Linked DNA regions of Homo sapiens: region 2 is linked to region 1. A link is an interaction called in ENCODE POLR2A ChIA-PET data of the cell type or tissue named here. Cell type or tissue: PC-3. All regions are shown on one strand. Links, peaks and the distances in the headings refer to the core of each region. The heading gives the core; the rest is flanking DNA.

What was found. Peaks named below come from ENCODE experiments on the same cell type or tissue, not always from the same donor. Only the 100,000 strongest peaks of a DNase experiment are listed, where the experiment ranks them.
Region 2: POLR2A ChIA-PET joins it to region 1 with 9 read pairs; 2 of 35 experiments call an interaction of 5 or more read pairs at or near these places.

What each region holds. Positions count from the first base shown.
Region 1 is chr20:9,388,919-9,397,183 of GRCh38, forward strand. PLCB4 (phospholipase C beta 4) reads left to right here. Exons shown (of 40, transcript NM_001377142.1): 16 at 961-1,040; 17 at 1,613-1,697; 18 at 4,670-4,760; 19 at 6,605-6,700. Among named protein-coding and RNA genes, the nearest start is that of LAMP5, 120 kb to the right of the region's middle. In PC-3, for the core only: a CTCF peak has its summit at 4,555 (motif pointing left); a DNase peak (open chromatin) is centred at 4,553.
Region 2 is chr20:9,069,174-9,077,438 of GRCh38, forward strand. It overlaps PLCB4 (phospholipase C beta 4), which reads left to right. Exons shown (of 40, transcript NM_001377142.1): 1 at 1-33. Among named protein-coding and RNA genes, the nearest start is that of PLCB4, 4.2 kb to the left of the region's middle. RefSeq lists an enhancer at 6,016-6,516. In PC-3, for the core only: no CTCF peak of the experiment used is centred there; a DNase peak (open chromatin) is centred at 3,348; H3K4me3 peaks cover 1,631 bases; H3K27ac peaks cover 2,036 bases.

The DNA.
Region 1 (8,265 bases), core at 3,076-5,575:
AATAAAATATTTCAAGATTATCTAACCTTGGGCTTTATCATGTCAAATGGATTTGCCTAGATAACTATTGTGAAATATTTTTCTGATTAACTGAATGATGAGATTTGCCCTGTGATTAGCTACAAACCAGTAAGAATTTGGGGATTTTTACCAAATATGATGCTCCGGTTGTAGAAGTGCTGGTTTGAAGCCTTTCTTTCTAAAGCTAAGCAGAGACGGGGCCAACCATCTCTTAAAGCCTCTCCTATTTCATGGAGAATAGTGAAAGGGAAGATTATGTTTAGCTCCTTCAAATGTTGTTTTCTGTAATTAAGTTCTGTGTTACAGATGGGGGGTCAAGAACACTTCTATGTTTCACTTACATGTTGCTTGACCAACGAGAACCCCTTCCCCCGGCCTTGTAACCAGGCTAATAGGAAACAAGGGATACTGCAAATGTCACTTTAGTACACAGAGGTCTACATCAAGTTAATGAAGTATAGCCCAAGACTGATTTCCAAACACAGAGGAAAGTCAGTGAAAGCCTCCAGCAGTCCTGAGGTTACTACCCACACTTTTCTGCATGAGGTGGGGAGGAGTCATACAGTGGTCGGGAGTGAAAACCTCTGTGCCAGAGATCACCTGCTCCTCAAGAAGAAAGGTGGACTCTGAACTCCTGGCCTGGCAGATTAACAAGCCACAGACTGGCATGCCATTTAGGTGAAATCTCTTGTAAGTTAATAGCACCATAATTCTGGAGAAGTAAAAGATAGCTTAAAAAATTGTCATTAACCATTAACTGCACCCTGGCTATAACCACAGGGAACTCAACCTTTAGAGGTGTCAAGGTAGATGGGGGCTCCAGGTCTGAATTGCTGGAATTGACTTTCTGAAAGACTCAATTAATAGTCTCTGAATAGTTTTGGGTGCCTTAATTTTTTTGCTCTTTTCTCTCATTAACGTTTTTTTTTGTTTTTAAAGGATGTAATTCAAGCCATCAAGGAAACTGCATTTGTCACATCAGAATATCCTGTAATTCTCTCCTTTGAAAATCACTGCAGGTATAATGATCCATTCTGCCACAAGTCTCTATGTGGTATTGTTTCCTAACCCCTAATGCCCACTCCTGCTCTACAACTTTTTAAATAGCTGAATAGTTTGTTTTGTGAAGTACTAAGTTCAAATAATTCTCCAGCAAGGGCACCTACTCTTATGCAAAGCAAAAAACAACAAAAAAAGGAAAAAACGACAAAAAACCACCCTTGTCCCCCCAAACCAAATCATTTTAATGTGTTTCAGAAATACTTGTTCCAAATAAAAGTTCAGAGATTGGGACACCTTACTTAAAGTTCCATTGAGCTGGAAGATTTGACAGTATATTTGAAATCAGATTTGATGAACTTGAAAGACATTTTTTATTCTTCTTTCCAGCTCTTAGTTTTGGAACAGAATCTCCTTCTCCTTCTTTTAAAATTATACCAGTTAAAGTTTTTGATACATCTCACATTAGCATTAAGAGGACAATAATGCATTTTGCCAAGTGAGAATCTTTAATTGCCTAGTAATGGGTGTTTCTTATTCTTGGACGGTTAATGGGTGTTTGAATTTACAAATGCCACTTTTTTCTCTCCAGCAAATATCAACAGTACAAGATGTCCAAATATTGCGAAGATCTATTTGGGGATCTCCTGTTGAAACAAGCACTTGAATCACATCCAGTATGTATTTTTAACAAACCATATTTCTAGCATGAATGGATTTGTTTTGAAAATTTCTGAAGGGTCAAGTAGTACTAGAGGACTAATGCTAAAGATCTTCATATTTATTTAAATTCTTTGGTACGGAAAGCTTACATCATGCTTCAGAGGGATGTAAAGAGACACAAAATAAACATCTGGTTCAATTTCATTTGGAGGATCTTTGGGTCTTATGGTTTTCAGATCTCAGTCTTAAAGTTTCATAAAGCACCCAGGCCAAGAGTCCAGATTCAGGTCAGTTGTTCTCAAATTCAGTTACATGTTAGAATCACCTACAAAACTGTTAAAAACACCTGTGCCAGGGCCCCACTTGGAGACTGATTTAATTGATGCAGGGTCAGCCCTGAGCATGGTGTTTTAAAAGCCCTCCAGGTGAACTGTATATGCACCCGGTATTCAGAACCCATGGGAGGCTCATGCTGTGGAAAGTGCCCTGGATTGATGTCACGACATCCTGAAGTTCATGTTCCTAACTCCAAAATAAATCACTGAGTAATGTTGCACATACATTTTTGAACTTCATGTTAAACCTGCTAATTTCTTCATAAAGCAAAGAACATTAACCTGTGCTCCATAGATAGGCTTTATGAGATCTGTGAATTCATTCTAATTGCATGCAATTTTTTTGTATATACTCATTCTAGAGAGTTAATCACATTTTTATAAGGATCCATGACCTCCAAGAGATTAAGATCCACAATCACAAGATGTTATGAGCTCCAAGGCAGCTAATGAAATCAAAGTGGAAAGACCTGCTATTGACAGCAGCACCTGATGGGCTCAAACCTGGTAGCATGAGGTAGTGGCAGAAGAACATCACAGCAAATGACAGCAGGAAGGTGCTTTGTGCTACATGTAAACACTTTATGAGGTTCTTTTCAGAAGTGTGTCTATGGGAACTGAAAAAAAATATGAGAGACAAGGATATCTGTATCCTTTGTCCCCCTTCCTTCTTCCCTCGAACTTGCAGAAGCAGTTGCTGCAGGTGACCTGCCCATATCCTTGCAGTGCCTCCTGTTTCCCTGAACACTGGCCTGACTTTCCACTGCCAACATCCACAGCTTTTTGCCTGAGAGTGAGCTCTGGTCACTGGAGCCTGCTCTGCCACACATGAAAGACCAGCAGTGCCAGGGAATTATCACCCCTATCCCATGCTTCATCCCTCCCGAGGTGGGATAACCCTGAGCACCTGCTCTTCTCTGCCTTCCAGGGTTTCCCAGCAGGATCGTGCTCCAGCTGGCTGCAGTGATAACACACCCTTGATGAGCTGCCTGTCTTCTTTTTCTCACTTTCCCACACCTCTGTTGGAGTTTCCTTCCAAGTAGACGACCTGGTGCAATACTACTTTTCTCTGAGGCTGATTTTAAGGGAACCCAAACTAAGAAACAGCTCTGATTTATTTTATTTGTTTTTACCTAGGCCCTCCATTTATCTTTCTGATTAGGTTAAGGTGATTGCTTTTGTGGAAAGTTCACTGTATTCTTAGTGAAGTGATGTGCACATACTTTTACCAGCTGAAGGGTGTCCAGGTTCTTGGCATCTTGAACAAAGAATCGGACAAAATGCACAAACAAAGCAAGGGAAGAATGAAGCAACAAAAGCAGAGATTTATTGAAAATGAAAGTACACTCCACAGGGTGGGAGCAGCCTGAGCAGAGGGGCTCAAGAGCCCTGTTACAGAATTTTCTGGGGTTTAAATACCCTCTAGAGGTTTCCATTGGTTACTTGGTGTCCGGTCTATGTAAATGAATAGGATGAAGTAAAGTTATAAAGTCATTTACTTGGTGTACATCCTTTGTAAATGGAGAGGATATTTCCTGTCATAGCTGAAGTGTTTCCATTTGATTTAGTTCTAGGAAGTCAGCATGAATAGGCCTTATATTCCCTGCCTCAAGACCCTATTCTCCTTTGAATACAGGACAGGTGTCTGGGGAAGCATGGGTAATATAAATGGGAATAAGACCTGCTCCAAAAGCTAAAGAGCTTTCAACCTTGGGAGTGGGAGCAGGACACAAATGTGAACACATAACTAGAAAAGAAGATGGCGTATGGTGCTTTATTTGTTGGAGGTGTCCTGGTACAAGAGAGATCACTGGGGAATGGGCCAGTTATACCACGCTGCTGGAAGGAAACAGCATTTCAACAAAGGGTTTTATTTGAGGCAAGACAGACATATGAGTGCACAGTGCCTTACATATAATAAGTAGTATAAAAGCAAGTTTTGAAAATGAATGGATGGGTGGAGGGGTGGGTGGGTGGGCATATAGAGAGATGGGTGGAGGAATGGGGAATGGAAGACTAGATACAGGACGGTTCTGTAGACCAGAGGTGATAGCATACAGGGGCACCTCCTTTGCAGATATAAATCTAAGCAAATGATGCTGTAGTCAAGTTCAGATTCCAGGAATTGGAACAACTCCCTTCTTGATTCCCTTATCAAACCTACAAAACCACAAAACCACAATCTCAAGTGTTGAGGGTTGGGTCAGCCTACTCAGCAGACAGGCTTACTATACAGCCTGACACTTGGGGGGATCTGGGGGGCCTCTCACTTGGGAAAGCTAATTCTGAACCCAGCCATCACAATTGTCCCTTGCACTTTACCAGATACTTAAAAGGTGCAAGGCCCTCTGGGGAGCAGGAACCCCTCCCCGGCACATCCCAGGCCAGACCCCTGCTCCACTGGGGAGGTTGGAGCAGCTCTGCACACCTCTGGAAACTATGTGGATTTCAAGTTTGCAGCACTAGTCTAAGGAAAAGCTCAATGGGTGTGCTAATTTGGGTTGGGGAGTGAAAACAGAAGGCTGTGCCGCCTGCCATCTAGTGGGTGTTGGGTTGCATCACTCCCAGGCCTCCCAGGCTCCTCCTGGACTGGGAAGGAGAATGGAGAAGCACAGCCCTTCCTTAATTCAGCTCTTTCTGTTTCTCTCTAGCTTGAACCAGGCAGGGCTTTGCCATCCCCCAATGACCTCAAAAGAAAAATACTCATAAAAAACAAGCGGCTGAAACCTGAAGTTGAAAAAAGTAAGTGAAACACACACATTTATAATGGAAGCATACATAACATGTGTGGACATTTCAGCTGTTGAGAATTCAATTTATTTTAAAACCACTGATTTTTGGGGGAAGGGTGTAGGGGTGATGTTACAGGTACTTTTCAGAGCAAGATTGCCACATTTCCATTTAAATTTAATTTCCATATCAATTAATTCATGCAGTAGGAAAAGCATATCTATATATTCAAATGCCAGAATTTGGAGAGGGCCCAAGGAAAATTGAGAGGAAAGTAGAAGCATTTTAGAATTTCTCAAGATATAAGGAACCAGCATTTTATAATTTTATACACTCTAAAGTCCTCATAAGTTTCCCTTTTCAGTTTGCCCCGTGCTCTATACCTATCTAGGGATACTAGGTACATATGAGTGTGTGACTGTGTATATGTGAATAGAGAGATCTAGAGACAAATGATTTTATATAAACATGTTTCCTTTTATTCTCCCAGGATGATTTCCTTGAAAATATTTTCTTTCAGAGTATATCCTAGTTCAGTGAATTAATGGTATCAAATATTGGCATGATTACACTTCATTTTCCCCCCAAGTATTCTAAATGAAAAATTTTAAATTATGTTAATGACAGTTTATTTTATTACAAAAGCAATAATGCCATAGAAAAATCAAGACAATGAAAAGTGTAAGAAAGTAACAGCACTAACATATATTATACACGTATTCATATACTATAGACACATGTACGTAATGTACATGTGTAGATATATACCCACATTTTTAACATGACTGAGATCATATTAATGATACTGAGTTTAAATTTTTAAAATTTAACCAAGTAAGTATACTTACATCAGCAGGATATACATCTACATACTAACTTTAATCCTAATGTATGAAACACTATATAGAATTTAATATATATGACATAGAATTGTATGCATTTATTATAGCATGATGTAACGAGTCCCAAGTTGATGGATTTTCACTACTATAAACATGCTTGAATGTTATTTTGTATGTTTGTGCAACCCTCTCCTTGAAATCAATTGGTGCAATTAGAGTTATTCAGCCAAAACGTATATATATTTTATATTGTGATATAGTTTGTTATGCTTTCTTTTAGGAAAGTTCTACCACCTTAGACTCTTCACCAGTCATATATGAGAGTGCCTGTTTCCCACCAATATCCTTAATGCTGGCTGTTGGCCATTTTTAAATGTGTGTCCAACTCATAGAAAAAAATTGGTACCTTAGGGGTTTTTTTATTTGTGTGTCTTCAATAACTCCTTTTTTGCATATTACTATTTGTGGTTTGTCCCTATGTGTTTTCCCATTTTTATTATTTTGTTTACCTTTATCTTTCTGACTTATAGAAAAATTATTTAGTCTTATTTTGTATAGTAGGATATAATCCCCATTAAATCAGTTGCAAATATTTTTTCCTGAAGTTTTGTTGCCAACCTGCCTATTTTCTATCAGTTCCCCATAACTGTTCGTAAACCTTGGTCTGTGCCAGATTCTCCAAATTATGGGCTTTTGTTATCTAGCCTTAAATCCTTCACGAGGACTGAACCTCCTCTCAAACTTGGTGACCAGAATTTTGGGCATTTCACCCATGTCCCCGCAATTCTTCATCATGTGTATATAAGGTGGTTGTTGCAGGTTTCTTACAAGGTCGAGACCACCAGGAAATGGCGAGAGAGAGATCACTGCTGAACCTTAGAAACATGGTGCCTTGGTGCCTGAACATTCTATTTCTTCTCTCTTTTCACGTCCTCCTCAGTGTCGATCTCAAGGCCTAGGGTTTGTATGTTACCTAGCATCTGTCACCATCTCTTTGCGTGTTTTTGCTAACAGAACAGCTGGAAGCTTTGAGAAGCATGATGGAAGCTGGAGAATCTGCCTCCCCAGCAAACATCTTAGAGGACGATAATGAAGAGGAGATCGAAAGTGGTGAGCTGTTTGCTTTTATTTTAAGTTACATGCTTTGAAAATACTTTTTAAATAAGAAAACCAGGCTGGGCACAGTGGCTCAAGCCCATAATCCCAGCACTTGGGGAGGCCAAGGTGGGAGGATTGCTTGAGCCCAGGAGTTCAAGACCAGCCTGGGCAACATTTTCGTAGAGATGAGACCCCATGTCTACAAAAAATAAAATATTAGCCAGACGTGGTGGCCTGTGTCTGTAGTCCCAGCTACTGGGGAGGCTGAGGCAGTAGGATCCCTTGAGCCCAGAGGTTCAAGGCTGCAGTGAGCTATATGTAATCCTACCACTGCACTCCAGGCTGGACAACAGACTGAGGCCTTGTTTCAAAAATAAATGAGTAAGAAAACCAGGAATTTCTTTCAGAAGACCCTTTTATATAATAATGCCGTTTTAATTCCTCATAGTAATATTTTGGTATTCTTGGTATTTTGCCAAACACTTCCCATTTTTTCTGGCTACTAAATTTTAATGGCCTTGTCATCTCCCTTCCTATTGGCCATTCAGCTATTCAGCAGAAATTCTTAGCCAGAGAATCCCTGAAGCACTTGCTGTAGTAGGCAGAGGAAGCAATATAAGGCACATTTTGTAATCCCTTTGTATAGACAAAAACATGAACTTGAGTCTGTTAATGATGAGAGTAGAGAGGCAAATAATTTAAGAGACCCTCAGGCAAATGATTGGTTTGTCTCCACAAAGTGAACTAGAAACTAAAAGCCAGTATTAAAATTTCAAGTTCAAATTCCTTCAAATAACCAGCTCACCAGAATTATCTCTGTGTAGCTAGATAATTTTAAGAAGGCAGTCTTGCTTAAAATATTTGAGTATGTGCTATTACCTTCTCTTTTACTTTGATCACATAGCAACAATCATAATGTTCAGTTGTAAATGGGTCATTTGAGAGTTTGGGGATGATTTTAGAGAATTATTTGTTTGTTATGTTTCATGAGAATTGATGAACGAAATGACAAGGACTTGTGTTGGTTATACAATGCCTTGGATTTATATACAGGCATACCTTGGAAATATTGCAGATTCAGTTCTAGACCACTACAATGAAGTAAATATTGCAAAAAAATTATTCACAAGAATTTTTGTTTCCCAATGCATACAGAAATTATTTACACTGTACTGTAGGCTAGTAAGTGTTCAATAACAGCATTATGTCCAAAAATGTAACTTAATTAAAAAATACCTATTGCTTAAAAATGCTGACAATTATCTAAACCTGCATCATATTGAAATCTTTTTGTGGAGGGTCTTGCCTTGAGTGATCAGGGAGGCAGTTGCCAAAGATTGGGTTGGCTGTGGTAATTTTTTAAAATAAGACAACAATGAAGTTTGCTGCATCAATTGACCCTTCTTTTCACAAAAGATTTCTCTGTAGCATGCAGTGCCATTTGATGACACTTTACCCAGAGCAGAGCTTCTTTCAAAATTGAAGCCAATCCTCTCAAACCCTGCTGTGATGCCTTCTCAACTAGGTTTATGTAATATTTTAAATCCTGTGTTGTCATTTCAACAATGCTCACAGTA
Region 2 (8,265 bases), core at 2,291-4,790, 320 kb before region 1:
CATCCCCGGCAGCAGCTCCAGGCAAAGTGACAGGTAGGAAAAGGCATTTCGGGTCCCGCCCGAGGATGCTCCCGCCCGCCTTGGCCCTCAGGGCTTGTTTGCTTTCCGCGGGTGCGTCCCGGACGCGCGCGCGCGCGCACCCGGATGCCCAGCGGGGACCCCGTGCAGGTGCCGGGTGCCAGGCGCCCTGTGCGCGCGGGAGGCAGGGGACCCAGACGCCATCCCCCTTCCCCTGCAGTCATCGCCTGCTGGGTTTCCTCAGACTCTCTCCAGACGTTCACCCTCTTCTGGGCTAGAAATAGCTCGGCTCGACGTGTATATGATTATTTTGGTTGGAAATAGTTGGCACCGTGCAACGCATGTAAATGTGTATGCGTGTGGATCTTCTTGCCTCTTCTGGGGAAATCATAGAAATGATTGACCGTTTCCACTTAAAACAACACTGACAGGCTTAGCACTCATTGGGGGCAGGGTTCGGGCCTCCTAAAAGCCTGTTAGTGAAGGAAATCCTTATTTTCAGAATTTTAAAGTTGCTTTTGCTTTAACCAATTAGACTCTGTATAGTACAATACTTCTGAGTGTAGACTTCGTATATGGTACTGAATCGAAGTATGGAAATATGGAATTCTCTAATTTCCAAGTGTGTTTAAGTGCAACTTTATCTAGAATCATAAAACTAGCATTTTCCTAGAGAGAAATACAACTGCCCACTATAGTTTCCATAAATATGGATATATCTGAAAGATGACCCTACTCTTCCAACTTTTTTTCCTCTTAACTTCTGTAGTGATTCTAGCTATTGTTCTAAAACATGTATTTGAAATTTAATTTTGGCCAGAATATTCAGGAAAGGTGTTTTTTTTTCCATATACGTAATACTTAGTGGTCTATATATTTAAGTTATAGGTATGTGGAGATAGCTGTTTAATAATTCTTTTTGTCTGGAAATAACGTTATTCAAACATAGGCAGCTATGTATCATTTTAAAATGATATTGAATTTCCCCTTAAAGAGAAATCAGATTTATAATGTAAACATGACCAGGAAAAGCAACTGGTGACTTTACCTGGGGAGGCTCCAAGGAGGTTAAGAAAGTATCTGAACAACTGTGTTTTTCAGAATAGAAAAATTGTGTGTGTGTTGCGGGGGAAGGTAAAATTTTAACTTTATTCTTTTATTGTTTTCAAGACGGCTGTTTTCAGAAATGTGTGGTTGAACTGAGACCCTCATATTTTATACTCTTCAAATTTGAGTGGCCTCAGTTATAGAATCATACAGAAGATCAAAAGTCTAGCTCAGCAGGGGCATGTGGTGTAATCCCTCACTATCTGTGTTATGTAATCCAGAATGCTGTTTTTCATAGGACAGTCTTGCATGATCCTTAGCTGGTGTATTGATCTATTATATCATCTTCCTTTTGAACTGTAGTAGTTTAATAAATGATTGCCATCTTTGGAGAGCACCTGTTTTCATAAAAAATCACTTTTTGAAATGGCAAAACATTTTTATTGGCACTTTTATGAACGTAAGACTTGCTGCCAGACGAGTAACCTTTTGAATGTGACGTATTATAACATATCTAAAGGTACCATGTATTAGCTTATGGACTACACTTCCTTCCAACTATATTATTACTCAACAGTTGGAACTTAGTTTTGATGGTATTACTACCCAGCTCTGAATTAATCGCTGTTGAAAATGCTGTTCTACAAGTAACTGTCAAAACAGAATTTCTAACTCCATTTGATCACTGGGTGCACATTTAAATCTGTCGGAATAACTCTACCTTTATTTTGCAAATGCATACCCACGCAGAAAGCTTTGTTCTAAAATACTCTATTGGAAGTTTTATATTTATATGCCTGAAAATGTGAGTGATGTTAAACTGCTTACATGTCCTGGAATCGTGAGGCGGTGTGTTTTTGCCTTATGAGATAAAGAAATATGGTAGTTGAAAAAGTGTTACAGGTTACCAAAAACCTTTTGCAGGAAAAGATTTTAAAAATTTGTATCACCTCTGAAATATTTCAACCACAGCAGAGTCCATTCAGTGCCCGTAGCACAGCTAGTTTGCCTTTCCCAAGATTACACACAACTGTCTTTAGATTAATGTATACTGCTGACTTTGGCAACATGGGACAGTTATATTTGGCAATTTCAGTAAACATGGTATTTTCCTAAGATACCACTAACTTCATTTTGGGGTTTGATTTATTAAGAATTGAAATGTTTGCCTGGTATTCATCTTTACCTCACCCTCTAAGTAAAATTGAGGTAAAAGTGAGCTTCAGGGCTGCTGTGCTGTTTTCCTTGTGATCACATTAGCATGCTAATTTGTGAAAGGATGTAACAATATAAGTGAAATTAGCTTCTGAGTTTAGTGTCTGAATTTTCATCCCCAGTTTTTCAGATGTAGCTGGAAAACTCAAATAACAGAATTAATGAAAAAATTTTGCAGATTATTAAAAAAAATTAGTAATTAGCTGAGTTTGATTTTTTATTTTGAAATCTTGAGAGTAAATTTTATCTTTTCGGATTAGAGCACTTAGGTAATGTAAGAAAGATTTTGGATTTCTCATGCTCTCCACACTTAATAGTAAACTATTTTTGAGGAAGTATAAATTTTCTTTGAAACTTAAAATTATTTAGCAGGCTGTGACTAAATTTTTGTTTGTGATCACTTATAAAGTAAGGGTGAAACAGCATGTTGATTAGCACCGCCGACCCAGGTCTTTTAATAAACTGTCTATCTACCACAGTTGAGTCCCTGTAAAACCAAGAACTTCTGTATTTGATATGCAAAATTAGGTCAAGGACTAATGGAGATGCTTTAATGATCACAGTTGGTATTTTATGTCCAGATTGAAGTTTTTAAAATAGTTGCTTTTCACCTCATAATATATGAATGTGTAGGCCATATTAGTGTCTGTCAAGGAGACTTATCTGCCTGTTGGGAAATAAATACAGCTTTTCATCGCTGGTGGGAGGCAGCAGTGACTTTCTGTGGTTTTGCTGTTGGTTTTCAGATGTGAACTGTGTTTGCAAGGACACTGCTTAATTCTCAGTGCTGTCCATTCCACATTTTCCTATTTCCCTCTCATATTGGGAAAATGAATAAACTTGTGTAGCTCTTTCTTCTATTCCTTAGTATTTGTTTGTTTAATAGTTTTGCTTTTGATAAAGCCTCACCCTTTAAAGTAGAAATACTTTCTCAAATTGTAATATTATTTATCTAGTTATGCCTTAGAATGATATAAAGGTTTTACATGTTCCTAGGCTGTGATTCTTTAGCTAACCAAGTATAAAAATGAGTTTACTTCCTTGCCAGTGGAGGCAGACCTGGGTGATTATGCATTACTGAGTGGATGAGTGTGATGTTTACATTGTCTTGGTTGGAATTAAGCTTGCTTTGAAAATATCACCCTGGAATAACTTTTATTTGCAAGGCCCACTTCACTCCTTTGCAGCAACCACTCCCAAACCCCATTTTCTGGGTGGAAGGGTAGAAAGAGTCTGGGTGGAAGCTCACGACTTTGGATGCTTTTTTATGCTGAAGGCGTAACCCAAGTTTCTAGAGGAGATGAAAGTAATAATGCTGTACCTTTCAAATCTCAGCTAGGAGATCCTTATGTTCCAGGGAATGAATGACCAGCAGAGTGTTTATTTTCCCTGCATGCACTTCGTCTACTTTTCCTTTCCTTTATCAAATAAAAATAGTTGAAATGGACATAAATCCAAGGTTTTTCTCTGAACACCTCTCTTACTCACTACTTATAAAACCTTCAATGAGAATGTCACACACCATGTGACCATAAGATAGTGTTATCTTCTCCCCTTTCCTGGGATTCTCCTTCAAAGCTCAAAGGATCTTTTGGTATGCCTAGGGCTGGGAAATTCCACCTCTAGCTACGGAAATACCCTTGGGCCAGGCAAATCATGGCTTTAAGATACATTGCCCTTCTTGTCCTCCCGAACAATTAAAGCATGTCTTTGGCTCCCAGACATGAGTGAATTGAAGTAGCCATTTCCTTAGAAACAGGAAGAAAAAAGCAACTTGAAGTAATTAATTGTAAGCAGCTCATCCAGAGATCAGAGACCACAGACCACAGACCCCTGATTTTACATTTGACATCTCCCTTTCTTCTCTAGAACAGGAGTTCTTCATTTTAGGGCCAAGGATGCAGTTTGGTGGGTCCACGAATGTGGCTGGCAAATGAATTACATCTTTATATTCACTTACTTCCAAGTGACAATTGGGGCAGGTGTTAGGGCTACTACTAGATCTTGGCATTTAGTGGGTTGAAGAGAAACACATGTATTACTTCACATATCCCTTTAAAGAGTTATTTTGATAATTATATTTCAATGAGATTGATTTCCATTGTACTTTTAGGTATTTAATTTTATATATTTAAACATATTATGCTGGGCCAGGCATGCTGGCTCACACCTCTAATGCCAGCACTTTGGAAGGCTGAGGTAGGAGGATTACTTGAGGCCAGGAGTTTGAGACCAGCCTAGGTAACACAGTAAGATCAATTTATGCAAAAAATACCAATAAAAAAATTAGCTGAGTGTGGTGCACATGCCTGTAATCCTAGCTACTTGGAAGGCTGAGGCAGGAGGATCGCTCAAGCCCAAGAGTTCAAGGTTATAGTAAGCTGAGATCGCATCAGTGCACTCTAGCCTGGGTGACAGAGTGACAGTCTATTAAAAAATAATAATAAAATGAAAATATCCTGCTGAAAAGGGTCTTTAAGATTTACCATATTGCGAAGGGCATTCATGACCCACACAAGGCGAAGACCATGTGCTCGAGAAATGCTTCCTCCCAGAGGCAGCTGGCTGGGTGGGTGTTTTCACTGTGGGTTTGCATTGAGCAGTGGTTGCTGAGATCTTCAGGCGTTGGAATCAGGCACTGAATTCCTGACAAATGCCCTGTTTTAGCTTGAATGCTGACAGATGCCCTCTTTTAGCTGTGTGACCCTGGGCATTCACTCTGAGCCTCAGTTGCCCTATCTGTAAAATGAGGAGAATAACCCTATGGGGCAAAAGTGCTTGGTGCTGCACTGTGAATGATACAGGGTACTGTTACTGCTGCTACTACAGGTGCTCAAAGGATCCCAGGATCTTTGGGTGTGCCCAGGTTTGGGAAATTCCACCTGTAGCTACGGAAACACCCTTGGGCCAGGAAAATCATTACTTTAAGATACATTGCCTTTCTTATGCTCCTGAACAATTAAAAGCATGTTTAACAAGTGCTACTGCCCCTTCTCCTAATGGTACTACTAGTATTATGGCTCTCATCTTGTTCTCTTTCATAGGGGTAGATGGCATTGACCTTATCCATACAAAGCAGCCTGAGAAAATTCCTATAAAATTTACAAGGGACACTTACTTTGCCACTCTGCAAGTACAGAAAGTTTCAGTCACCCCACAGGACCACCATGAAGTACCAGATCTTCCTTTGGACTTGCCAAGCCCAGTGACTGCATTTGGACAGAGGGACCTAATATTAACTCAGTCCTAATAGCTTCAAAATTCTGTGACTTTGGTGTTTCAGAATATAATTCAGTGAGCCAGATGCTGTCCCCAGGGTATCTGTCTCCCAGCTAGGCTTTTTTTTTTTTTTTTAAACAAAACAAAACAAAACAAAACAAAACAAAACAAAACAAAACATATTAAGCCATTTAGACCTGGAGGGAGAAAGGCCTCCACTAGAAGAATTAGGGGTCTCTGGTGTTCAGGGGCAGTCACCATAGCTCTTGTTTTTCCATGGAGTTTCTCGGAGAGTACTCAACTTCTCTGCTTTACATAGTATTATAATAACAACAACAAAATAAAACAACAGACATTTGTTGAGCAGTTAAAATGTGCCACTTTATTTAATACTTCTGACAGCCTTTTTGAGTGTGTCCTAATAGCATCTCCAGTTTATACTTGGGGAAACTGAGGTTAGGAGATGTTAAATTAATCATCCCAGGATGTTAAAGTTAGAATTGAGACTGAAACTCAGGTAGGCTGACATCAGAACTCCAACTTCTAACCACCGTACTGTGTATTACCTGTCATTAAGCTGGTACATGCTGCAGAAAGACTTGTTACCATAACAAGTTTTGTGATAATTATTTTAAGTGACTAGGCTGAGATATGACAAAAGCTTCTGGCAATCCTGCTGTGAATATGGAATTGGAATAAGAAATTGAGGATAAAACAATGCATTCTTATCTAATCCTAGGTACTTCTGTTTCTGCAGTTGCATGCCAGAAATCCGAGATAGGGAGAGTACTAAATGCTAATTCGTGGTAGCCTAAACAAATAGTTTTAGTTTTCTGGAAGGCCGGTTTTTACCTGGTGAAGTTCCTCATGGTTTTAATGAGGGTGTGGTGTACTCTGATTCCTCTAAGGGCCAAGTAAGTGAAAGGCCCAAGTGTGGCTGACCAGGTGTCAGAGGCCTTAGGGAGTGGTGAGGCTTGCGCCCATCCAGGGGCCCAATTGTGCCCCTTCCCATGGAGCAGCTACCACTCGGGTCTGACAGGTTTCTGCCAGGTGGGCCTAGGGCCCAGGATTACCAGTGCCTCCACATTTTCAAGAGAAGCATGAAATCCAGATTTATTTGGAGTCTTCTCATTTTAAAATGTTTGGAAATAATTAAAATGGAAAACAAACCTGTCAGCCCATGGTGTGGCCAAACAAAGCATGTTTGTGGTTTGACCCAGGAGCTCCCATGTTGAGCCTTTTGTTAGCTGTAAGTGCTTGGAAACACCGTGTACTAGAACATGTCAATAGTTTTTGTTTTGCCCTTTAATTTTTTTGGCTGTAAAATTTCTTATAAAGGTTGTTATGGTCATTTATTTCCAGTGTACATAGATTTCAGATTCTGAATTTCTGCTTGTTTATTCTCTCCCTATACCCTATTTTTCCAAGCTGTTGGCAAATACACAAAGTTGAGGGGGGAAGGGCATGTTTTTTCCTCCTGTTTCATGGTGCTCCTTTAAAATAAGAACACCTGGCCGGGCGCGATGGCTCACGCCTGTAATTTCAGCACTTTGGGAGGCCGAGGTAGGTGGGTCACTTGAAGTCAGGAGTTTGAGACTAGCCTGGCCAACATGGCAAAACCCCATCTCTACTAAAAATACAAAAATTAGCCGGGTGTGGTGGCAGGCGCCTGTAATTCCAGCTACTCGGGAGGCTAAGGCAGGAGAATTGCTCGAACCTCGGAGGCAGAGGCTGCAGTGAGCCGAGATCACATAACTGCACTTCAGCCTGGGTGACAGAGTGAGACTCTGTCTCAAAAAATAAATAAATAAATAAAAAATAACACCCAAGTGTACAGAAATAGGTGACTTCATTTATGGAGACACAGAGGTTCTCTTGCCTGCCTCACTGATTTGAACTCTAACCAGTCACAAGATGTCCCCCCTGCTATTTGGTAGTAGCTGTATTTGTCCTGAAATATAGAATACAGATCTGTTCCTGCAGACCAGTGTTTCAAGATGCAGTCCGCTTAACAGCCCTCATTTTCCTTGTTGCTTTTAAATGAGAGACCACACTGGATCAAATGAAAATGCAGTTCCTTCGGGATGTGTTTCTCTCATATCTGCCAAGATGCTATTATTGGACAAATCACCAAAGCCCTCTCTGGGATTTCTTTTAATTTTTTTTCATTGGTTTTTTAAAATGATGTAAGTAATACATTAATATGTTCCAATTGAAGTGATAATGCAGAAATATGGAAGCAAAATGCAAAGTACCCTTTTCCACCTACACCCATTCCCAGATACAGTCATTGGCAATAGTTTAGAATGCCTCTTTCCCTCCTTTTTTCTGTACATTTACATGTATAAGTATATATACATGTCATTTTCTTATTACATATACTGGATCATATTGTATACATTTTTGTCTGTGACTGACTTGCTTTTGTCCACTTAACTGTATATCATGGAGAGCTTTCCATGTCAATATGTTAGTTATCTTGTTCTTTCTAACATTGCATAAAATTTGATAGTACGGATGTACTGTACTTTATTTAACCATTCTTCTGTGGACACTATTGCAAACTGAAAGATTCAAGATCTTTGTTCGTAGGTCTTTGTGCACATGTGTGAGAATTTTTTTTGTAGCTAAATTTCTAGAAATGGAACTATTTGGTCAAAAGCCTATGCACACTTCAAATTTTGACAGAGCACTGATGAATTGCCTTTAAAAAAGGTCTCCATGAAATTTGTGGAACCTCTGATTATGCAGCTGAACATAGCCTCT